2 separate regions of the Homo sapiens genome follow, and region 2 is linked to region 1. A link is a loop called in an ENCODE intact Hi-C map of the cell type or tissue named here. Cell type or tissue: heart right ventricle. All regions are shown on one strand. Links, peaks and the distances in the headings refer to the core of each region. The heading gives the core; the rest is flanking DNA.

What was found. A loop is a pair of places that touch in the nucleus more often than their neighbours do. Peaks named below come from ENCODE experiments on the same cell type or tissue, not always from the same donor. Only the 100,000 strongest peaks of a DNase experiment are listed, where the experiment ranks them.
Region 2: it touches region 1 in a loop (4-fold over the local background); 1 of 110 quality-filtered maps calls a loop at or near these places.

The regions. Positions count from the first base shown.
Region 1 is chr6:25,775,105-25,779,500 of GRCh38, reverse strand. SLC17A4 (solute carrier family 17 member 4) reads right to left here. Exons shown (of 12, transcript NM_005495.3): 9 at 2,774-2,906; 10 at 2,542-2,689; 11 at 1,485-1,575; 12 at 1-447. The coding sequence ends at 313. It also overlaps a transcript of SLC17A1 not described here. Among named protein-coding and RNA genes, the nearest start is that of SLC17A4, 23 kb to the right of the region's middle. In heart right ventricle, for the core only: no CTCF peak of the experiment used is centred there; no DNase peak of the experiment used is centred there; H3K27me3 peaks cover 607 bases.
Region 2 is chr6:25,833,761-25,838,156 of GRCh38, reverse strand. LOC124901285 (a long non-coding RNA gene) reads right to left here and starts at 2,003. Exons shown (of 2, transcript XR_007059518.1): 1 at 1,625-2,003. In heart right ventricle, for the core only: no CTCF peak of the experiment used is centred there; a DNase peak (open chromatin) is centred at 2,101; H3K27ac peaks cover 566 bases; H3K27me3 peaks cover 527 bases.

The DNA.
Region 1 (4,396 bases), core at 147-4,146:
CGGTCCCAAGGTCTGGCTTCCTCTTTTGCTTTGGAAAGAAATTGTCCCCAGCCCCTGATGCTTTTACTAGGATAACAGTGGAAGAGTGGAGAACACAGAAATCTCAACACACCTATGCTTTTAGTAGCTTGCAGTTAAATAACTAGCGTGTTTTCTTCCCCTGTAAAATTTCCAGGCATGGTAAAATCTTTAGCGTTACATAGTCAGGGTCTAGCTAATGGCTTATCAGTCAAGCAGGCATGAAAGAGAAATGTCTGTGAGGGAAAACAATGATGAACTAAGCACCAGGATCTAGCACATCTCTCGGTTTGCTCAGAGGTGGGTGAATGTCTGCTCTTTAGCCCAGTCCTGCACATCTGCTCGGCCAAAGATGAGGTAGAAAACCAGGCCCGATATGTTAACAGCAGCTGAAAGCAAGAAGACATTTCTCCAACCAAACTCTGAATCCTGGAGGCAGAAAATTACAAGTTATTAACGGTCACCCAATTCCTGTCCCTCTTGGTTCAGAAAGGCTTTGGCTCTGTGTCCTCCTGCTCCCTCCCCGACCTCCACTCTGGCTTCCATGGGCTTCCCAGTTGGTCCTAGAATACTCAAGTACATTTCTGCCATGAGTCCAAAGCACTGGGCATTTCCTTGGCTGGAACGCTCCTCCTCCAGATACCTATTTGTCTCACATCTTCACTCCCTTTCAGTCCTTGCTTAAGTGTTCTTTTTAAGCAAGTGATTACGGTGAGTCCTTCCTTGATCATTGTAGTTAGAAATTCCACCCCTTGTGCTTTATTCTCCTCTTAGCATTTGCTAAGCATTTGCTATTCTCCTGTTACCATTCAATATGTCATATATTTTACTTCCATAGATTTCTTTCTGTTTCTTTTCTACAATATAGGTTTCACAAGGGAAGGAATTGTGTTTCATTCACTTAAATAGCACGTAGCACATACTACTGTTTAATATTTATTGAATGAATGAATGAATAAGTCATTGAATGACAGGAGAAACAAGAGCAGTTTGAGAATTTCCATTTTAAACAACCATTTCCTGACAGTATGCTAGTGCCTGGGAGGGAACTGAAGCTTCAAGAAAAGAGAAGGGACTTGATTTCATAAAGAATACTCTTTCTTTGTTATTCTTCATTTATTTTTCTGATTTACCAGTGAAAAACCACAGGAAAGTCATTCTTTAACTTTCCTGTGGTTTTTCACCAGTAAGTGAATGGTATATGGCAGTGTTTTTTTCCAGTAAATGAAGTATATGGCAGAAAATAAGAATGCCACATACTTCTTTATTCATGTAAAGTTTATACCAGTAAGATTCTTAGGAAACTTAAGAATCTTAAGTTTCTTTAATTCTTAAGTCATCATGTAAATTAGTTTATTTTTGACTACTTTAAAAGCATCTTCTAGGATACAAGGCCGTGCATATGTGAAAAAACCATGCCTCTATAGGTTTCTTTTATGAATATTCATCAGAACATTTGACCTCACCTGACTGATGAAAAATCCAGCAGCAGTAGGAGAGATGGCTCCAGCTATGTGTGCAAAGACTTGCAATAGTCCTTTGAGAAAGCCAGTGTACCTGAGAGAGAGAGATGGTACTCTATTATAACCAAGTATACCTACGTTTGAAAGTCTCAATACCCGGGAGAGGGAGGCAAATATTCCTGTGCAAACAAAGGGTTAATATCAGCTGGTCTGCTGCAACTCTGTGCTTACCTCTGGAGATGACTGGAATTGTGTAAGCCTTGGTGAAACCTGAATGAAATGTACTGACCAATGATTAGTATAATCCTGTGCTAGGGACTGGTACTCCCAAGGGGGTAACCTCTATTAACTTGTCAACATTGTTTATGCAAGATGGTCAGATTGATGGTCTGCACCTGGTTTGTAAGGTTTTTGTTGTTGTTGTTGTTGTTGTTGTTGTTGTTGTTGTTGTTGTTTTGGCTTCTGCTGTTGAGTCTGATCTTGTAACTTTTATACCCTCCGTGGGTATAAAAGACCCCTCACCAGATGAGACGTCGGCTCCCCTGTGACAAGGGCATCTCTCACATTTCTTGGTGGTTCATTATCTGAAGATGAAGGATGTCCTGTTGACTGGGACAGCACCCTGGGAGCTATGTTTGGAAGTCTCAGTCAACTGTTTTTACTGTATCAGAGACAGATATTTCTCCTGCAGTCCTGTGTCCTTTGCCTTCATTAAAGATTTTCATGAGCATACCCTATAGAATCTCAAGATTTCTTTCAGTGATTCCGCCTTAGGCAAGTGCTGCATTCCTCAACAGAGAGAGGTTTGTGTGAGTCTCCCTCAGTTGACTCTGAGCATGGCCACTGACTCCTCTTGTTCACGCCCAGAAAAACTAAGTTCACAATGGTCCACCAGCTTTGAGTCTCTTCCAGGAATTATTTAGATGTAGGATGTAGAGCTGGTGCTGACATTTCCTGCAACCTGTTGTACCTGCCACATTTTACTTTCACATCAGAGTAGATTTAGGGCTGCTAGACTTGAATTGAGTGTCTGAAAGGATGAGGCAAAAGAGGTCCCTACCGAGGAGCAATATCCAAGAAGTTAACAAGGGCTCCTGATTCACAGAAGCTGCTGATGGCAGAAGACAGCACCAAGAAGGTCATGGTCATGCTGTGGCTGGATCTGACCCAGGGCAGGGACACGAGGATCACGGATGGGAAGAGAACCCCTGGGGTAGGAGGACAAACACAGAGTAAACTGAAGGCTGCTCTGAGCTTCCCACGTTCACCCCTGTGTCCAGTCTCTCCCTTACCAATGGCAGTGAAGAGTTTCCTGATGGTGATGAGTCTGAGGATTTTTCTGGAGAGAAGAAAGTCTGCCAGTAGACCTCCAAGGATAATGCAGATACATCCAACAACAAACGGCAAGGCAGACAGGATCCCACTCTGAGGACCAGAGACTAGGTCAGGTGCATGTGCCCTTACCACCCCCACCACGACACAGACAACCTTGGACAGACTGTCCACATTTGTGGCTTTTCTTTATATACGCATCACTTTTAATACAAATTCCATGTTACTATAATGAGCCAATATACTTTTAGTATGTATATGTTCATAGCTCTGCTTGCAAAAAAAAAAGAACAAGGCTCTCTTTATATATAAAAATCACCTGGAAATAAATATTTAAAAGACCAAAACCCAGTACAAAAATAGGCAAAGGGTAATAACAGACAATTTAAAAAAGAAAAGAAGAAAAAAAGAAAAATAAGTGGCTCCTAAACATGTTAAAAGGTATCCAACTTTACTCATAATGAAAGAAATACAAAGTAAAACTATGGTGAGATATTATTTTTCATGGATCAAATTGGCAAAAACACCCATTTTTTTTTGGCATGCTCTGTGCTAACACTGTGGAGAATCAGGTTCTCACAAATATTACTGGTGCTCTATTGAGGGCAATTTGACAACAAATATAAAAGTTTATAGTGCATTTACCCTTTGACTCAATAATCTCATATGCAGAAATTTACTCCACAGAGGGTTGCACAAAGGTATGAGAAATGAACAAGGTTTTCACTGCAGCATTGCTCAAAGATGGGAAACAATCCAAATACTGCTCAGCAAGGTTCTCATGTACTGATATGAAGATTTCCATGACATATTAATTGGCAAAAACCTAGTATATAAGCATAGCGGCATATTACTAAGTATACTGTTTTGTATTTTAAAAGTTGGGAAAATAAGAATACACATTCATGTATGCTTGCATTCTCATAAAGAAACAAAGAAAGAATATATATAGGAAATTTAGGCCAGCCATGGTGGCTCACACCTGTAATCCCAGCACTTTGGGAGGCTGTAGTGGGAGGATCACTTGAGCTCAGGAGTTCGAGACCAGCCTAGCCAATATAACAAGACCTCATCTCCACAAAAAATTAGCCAGGCATGGTGGTACACGCCTGTGGTCCCAGCTACTCAGGAGGCTGAGGTAGGAGGATTGCTTGAGCCTGGGAGGTCGAAGCTTTAGTGAGCCATGAGTGAAACACTGCACTCCAGCCTGGGCAACACAGTGAGACGTTGTCTCAAAAGAAAGAAAGAAAAAGAAAAAAGACATAGAAAGAATTATCATTGGAATGGGCTGGGAGGACAGGGCAGATTAGGAACAGTAATGAAAGAAAGATTTTTCAGTCTTTCTATTTTTTTTTTAGACAGAGTTTAGCTCTTGTTGCCCAGGCTGGAGTGCAATGTCATAATCTCGGCTCACTGAAACCTCCACCTCACCAGCTCAAGCGATTCTCATGCCTCAGCCTCCTAAGTAGCTGGGACTACAGGCAGATGCCACAACACCTGGCTAATTTTTTGTAGTTTTAGTAGAGACAGGGGGTTCACCATGTTGGCCAGGCTGGTCTCAAACACCTGACCTCAGATGATCC
Region 2 (4,396 bases), core at 69-4,068, 59 kb before region 1:
ACAGGACCAACCTCACTGCACTTAAAAATTCCTGAAGTTGCCAATCCAGAAGGCCCTAGTCCATAACACTCTCCAACTCCAGTTGTAAATCTTTTATCTCATATCTTGTTTCAGATATTTCCTGGTATTCCCTACCCAGATCCCTGAATAGTCAACTCCAATTTCTCACATTAATCCAGGAGCTATGGCTGCAGGGCCTTCCAAATATTCACTCCTTCTCAAATCTCCTTTTTCTCCTTTTGTCTTCTTTGTCTGTGGGGTACTCTAAGTTCCCCCCACCCCACCCAACCTCTGGCAGTCAGGCCCCCGTCGTCAACCTCACACATTGCCTCTTAAATCAGTCACACACCCGTCTTTCTTCCAACTGTTAAATTTGTTAGTCCACACAAATCCAGAAGTTCACTGCCCTTTCTGTTAACCTAACTACATAACCCTGGTCCAGAATAAACCTGCATCTTACCTACTCAGCCAATCCACTCCTGAAATCTGTTTATAATCTTTCTCAGCTAAACACCTTTCCCTCCAATCTATCAAATCCACTCACATCATCACACATAGGGTCGTCACCATCCTTCACCTCATAACCTCTAAACTAAACATGTTACAAGCCCGATTCCATAAAACACCTCTTATCAATCCCTCCCCTCTGTGCTGGCCCAGCTTTTCATGTATCCAACCCAAGGTTACCCCCTGGTAAAAAAAATGCACACACAATTCCCTCAACTGCAATCTATATCCTTCTGCCCCATCAGGGCCACAATGGCTGTTAGTTAACAAAAACCCATTTCTCTCTCTCTCTCCAAAACCAAACAGCCTTCACATCCTCCCACACCAACATTCCCTATCAGACCCTCACAGGGGCTTCCCTTGCTAATAGCTATTCAACCTGGAGAAACAAAATGTCGGAACAAAAAGTTTGTCCGGGATTCAACCCCTATCTATCTTCTCATAGCTCGCTACATTCACTTACAACTTTTGCCTCTCAATCCCCGGTCTTTTCTTTCTGTATGGCACAAACTCTTATCTTTGCTTGCCGGCAATTTGGTCAAGAACGTACACCCTGGTTTCAATCTTCAAACATTAGCATTTTGCTAAACAACCAGACCATCCAGGTTCCTTTGGTAGCTTCTGTTTCATCTTCCTCCACACGCACTAAGCGGGCTCTACATCTTATTCCTCTGGTAACAGGATTAAGCATCTCAGATGCACTTGGCACTGGAATAGCAAGTATATCAACCTCAACTTCCCTATATTGAAAAAATCTCTACAGTCCTCTATAATACCTTAGAGGACATGCATACTTCCATTGCAAGCCTCCCAAGGCAGATAAACTCTCTTGTGGGAGTCATTCTCCAAAACCAAAGGGTCCTAGACCTGCTAATCACTGAAAATGGGGGCACATGTGTATATCTCCAAGAAGAATGCTTTTTAATGTTTATGAATCTGGTATTGTTCGCGAAGAAGCCCATGGGCTCCGTAACAGGGATGCAGAAATCCAACATCAAGTCACTAACTCTTGGTAGCACGGGTCATCCCTCCTAAAGTATACGCCTTGGGTAACCGCTTTCTTAGGACCCCTAACCTTCCTCCTCCAAATACTAACAATTGGCCCATGTGTACTCACCTGCATATCCTGCTTTATCTCCCGAAGGCTGAACTCCCTTGTCCAGGCAACCACCCAGAAACCCATTGATGCCATCCTTCTCCTCTGCCAAGTTTGGTATCAGCAGCTCCAGGAAAACAACTCTGAAGTTGGACACCCACTACTTCAAAACCCCAACCCTGATAACAGAGCCCCTGTTCAGCAGGAAGCAACCAGATAGTCAACAACACCCCTTTCCCTTTTATATTAAAGTAGAAGGCAAGAATGTTAGTCCAAACTACACCACTTTGTAAGCCTCCCCCACCGCCATTTCTCAGACCTTGGTCAAAGTGAAACATTCCATGGGGGTTTGGGCCATAAGAAACAGCCTGCCTCTTATCATATTCTGCTGGGAGAAAGTGTGAAAGTGCAAAGAACACCACATTCAGCCGGAAAAAGGGCTAGAACGGCCTCATCCTGGGAACACGTAATCAACATTTTCCCAGGCATTAGGCCGCGCCCCTGCCAGATCCCTCCTGCCCAGAGCTATAAATTGCCCCAGTCTTTAAGCAGCGGTGGGCCCTGACATTAAGCTGGTCTCCCACATCTGTAGGTCTAATGCTGGACATAAAGCCAGCATTTGCTGTTAAGCCAGTCTCTCTCTCTCTCTCTCTCTCTCTCTCTCTGTGTGTGTGTGTGTGTGTGTGTGTGTGTATGTCTTTCTTTAACCCATGCCTTCCCTTCAAAACCTGATACCCTGTAGCCAACCACTGATGGATACTGGCATATAAATACTCTAACTTCTGTACCTTTGGTTAGGATGAATCTGAGGTGCAGACTACACTGTTCCCACTGCTCTCTTGTAGCATTAGTCCAAAATTACCTTCCTCCAGACTTGGCTTGTTTTTGTACCCTTGTTTGGTCTCCTTTCTTTCCCTGCCCACTTCCCAACCTCCTTACTATTTTTGTTGTTGGTTTGTTTTCCCGAAAATACCATTACATCACTTTAACATTAATCTTCATCTCAGGATCTGTTTCTGGGGAAGGCAGCAGTTGATTTTGGCAATCCTATTAGTATTATTTTCATGTTAATACAGGCATGCTATAATAAAGCAAAAAAGTATATTCATTGGGAACAAAGATATTCAACAAAAGAGAAATATGTAAGACTATAAAATCAAAGGAATTTTGAGAATAGCCCTAATCCTAAATTTGAATTAGAAATACAAGGAAAAAATTATAATTTCTTTTCAAAAAAATACCCTTTTCAAGTTCTTCCACTGAAAACATCTAAAAGCAGTGAGAGCCAGGAACAATGAGCACTTAGTGTTCAGAGTGTGGTCTCTAAACATTATTTCCTGCTGAAAGGAGCCAGCACTTCCTAAGAAAGCCCAGATCTGATAATAGAAAAGAAAAAAAAGAAAATATATAAGAGGAAGCTGGAAAGTTTTTTGTGTGTTGGAAGACAAGAAAGCTATTCAAGACCACAAGAGTCATATCATAATGACATGGAAATCAGCTTGAAGGGACTCCCACTGACCAAAGAAGGAACAATTGGAGCATCGAAAAGGAATAAGAACTGCAATAGACTGTAAAACATCAAATAAAATCCATGAGGTCATAATAGTACTTGGTCATTTTTGCTAAGACACTAACTTATTTTAGAACTTTATCAAGTAACTATGGTAACTTTCCTATTAAATCTGTATTTCCAGCTTACCAAATGTTTGATAAAGTAAATTTCCTTTTTTATAAAAAAATTCTAGCTCATAAATGAAGGAGACATGATAGAATTAGAAAATCACTATTTTATAACTTCTTTTTTTTTTTTTTTTTCGAGACGGAGTCTCGCTCTGTCACCCAGGCTGGAGTGCAATGGCGCAATCTCTGCTCACTGCAAGCTCCGCTTCCCGGGTTCATGCCATTCTCCTGCCTCAGCCTCCCGAGTACCTGGGACTACAGGCGCCTGCCACCATGCCCGGCTAATTTTTTGTATTATTAGTAGAGACGGGGTTTCACCGTGTTAGCCAGGATGATCTCGATCTCCTGACCTTGTGATGCACCCGCCTCGGCCTCCCAAAGTGCTGGGATTACAGGCATGAGCCACCGCGCCCGGCCCATTTTATAACTTCTAATCAAATGATAGATCTAGGCAACATTTACTAACTGTAGCTAAAAGCCATAGGTGAAATGTTGGTGAAAACTTTATTAATAAGTCAGGCTAAGAATATCTGAAACTACTGATTAATCTTACTACCACTAAAAGTGAGACAACCTGCTATTATGTGCCTCCCAACACGGAGCGATAGTACCCTGTATCATCCCATATCCCTGTGAATTGTTTTTGTGCTGAATCTAACCAAGCCTCTATATAAACCTCACGGTTTGCAGGATGTAAGGAAATACAAAAATATATCAAATAATCCTAAAAGCGAGCTATTAGCCAAACCAATTAGGAGAGACACTCTGCAAGGGATCCTGTTTTATTGTTGTTGTTTTTAAGTAATGGCAAATGTAAACTGGGAGAGGGGATTATTATAAAATAAGAGACATGACAGCCGTAACAATTAAGCGCCATTATGTGGATCCTATTCAAATCCTCACTTAAATCAAGCAAATATAAAGGACACAATTTTGAAGCAATTGGGAAAATTGTCATAAAGGTTGGATATTAGGTGATGTTAAGGGATTATTGTTTATTTACTAGATGTGCTGATACCATGTTAGTTATATCTTTTAAGGTCCTAATGAATTAGATAGCCATGCTGAATGTTTTATAGAAGAAATGACATAATGTCTGAGATCTGCTTTAAA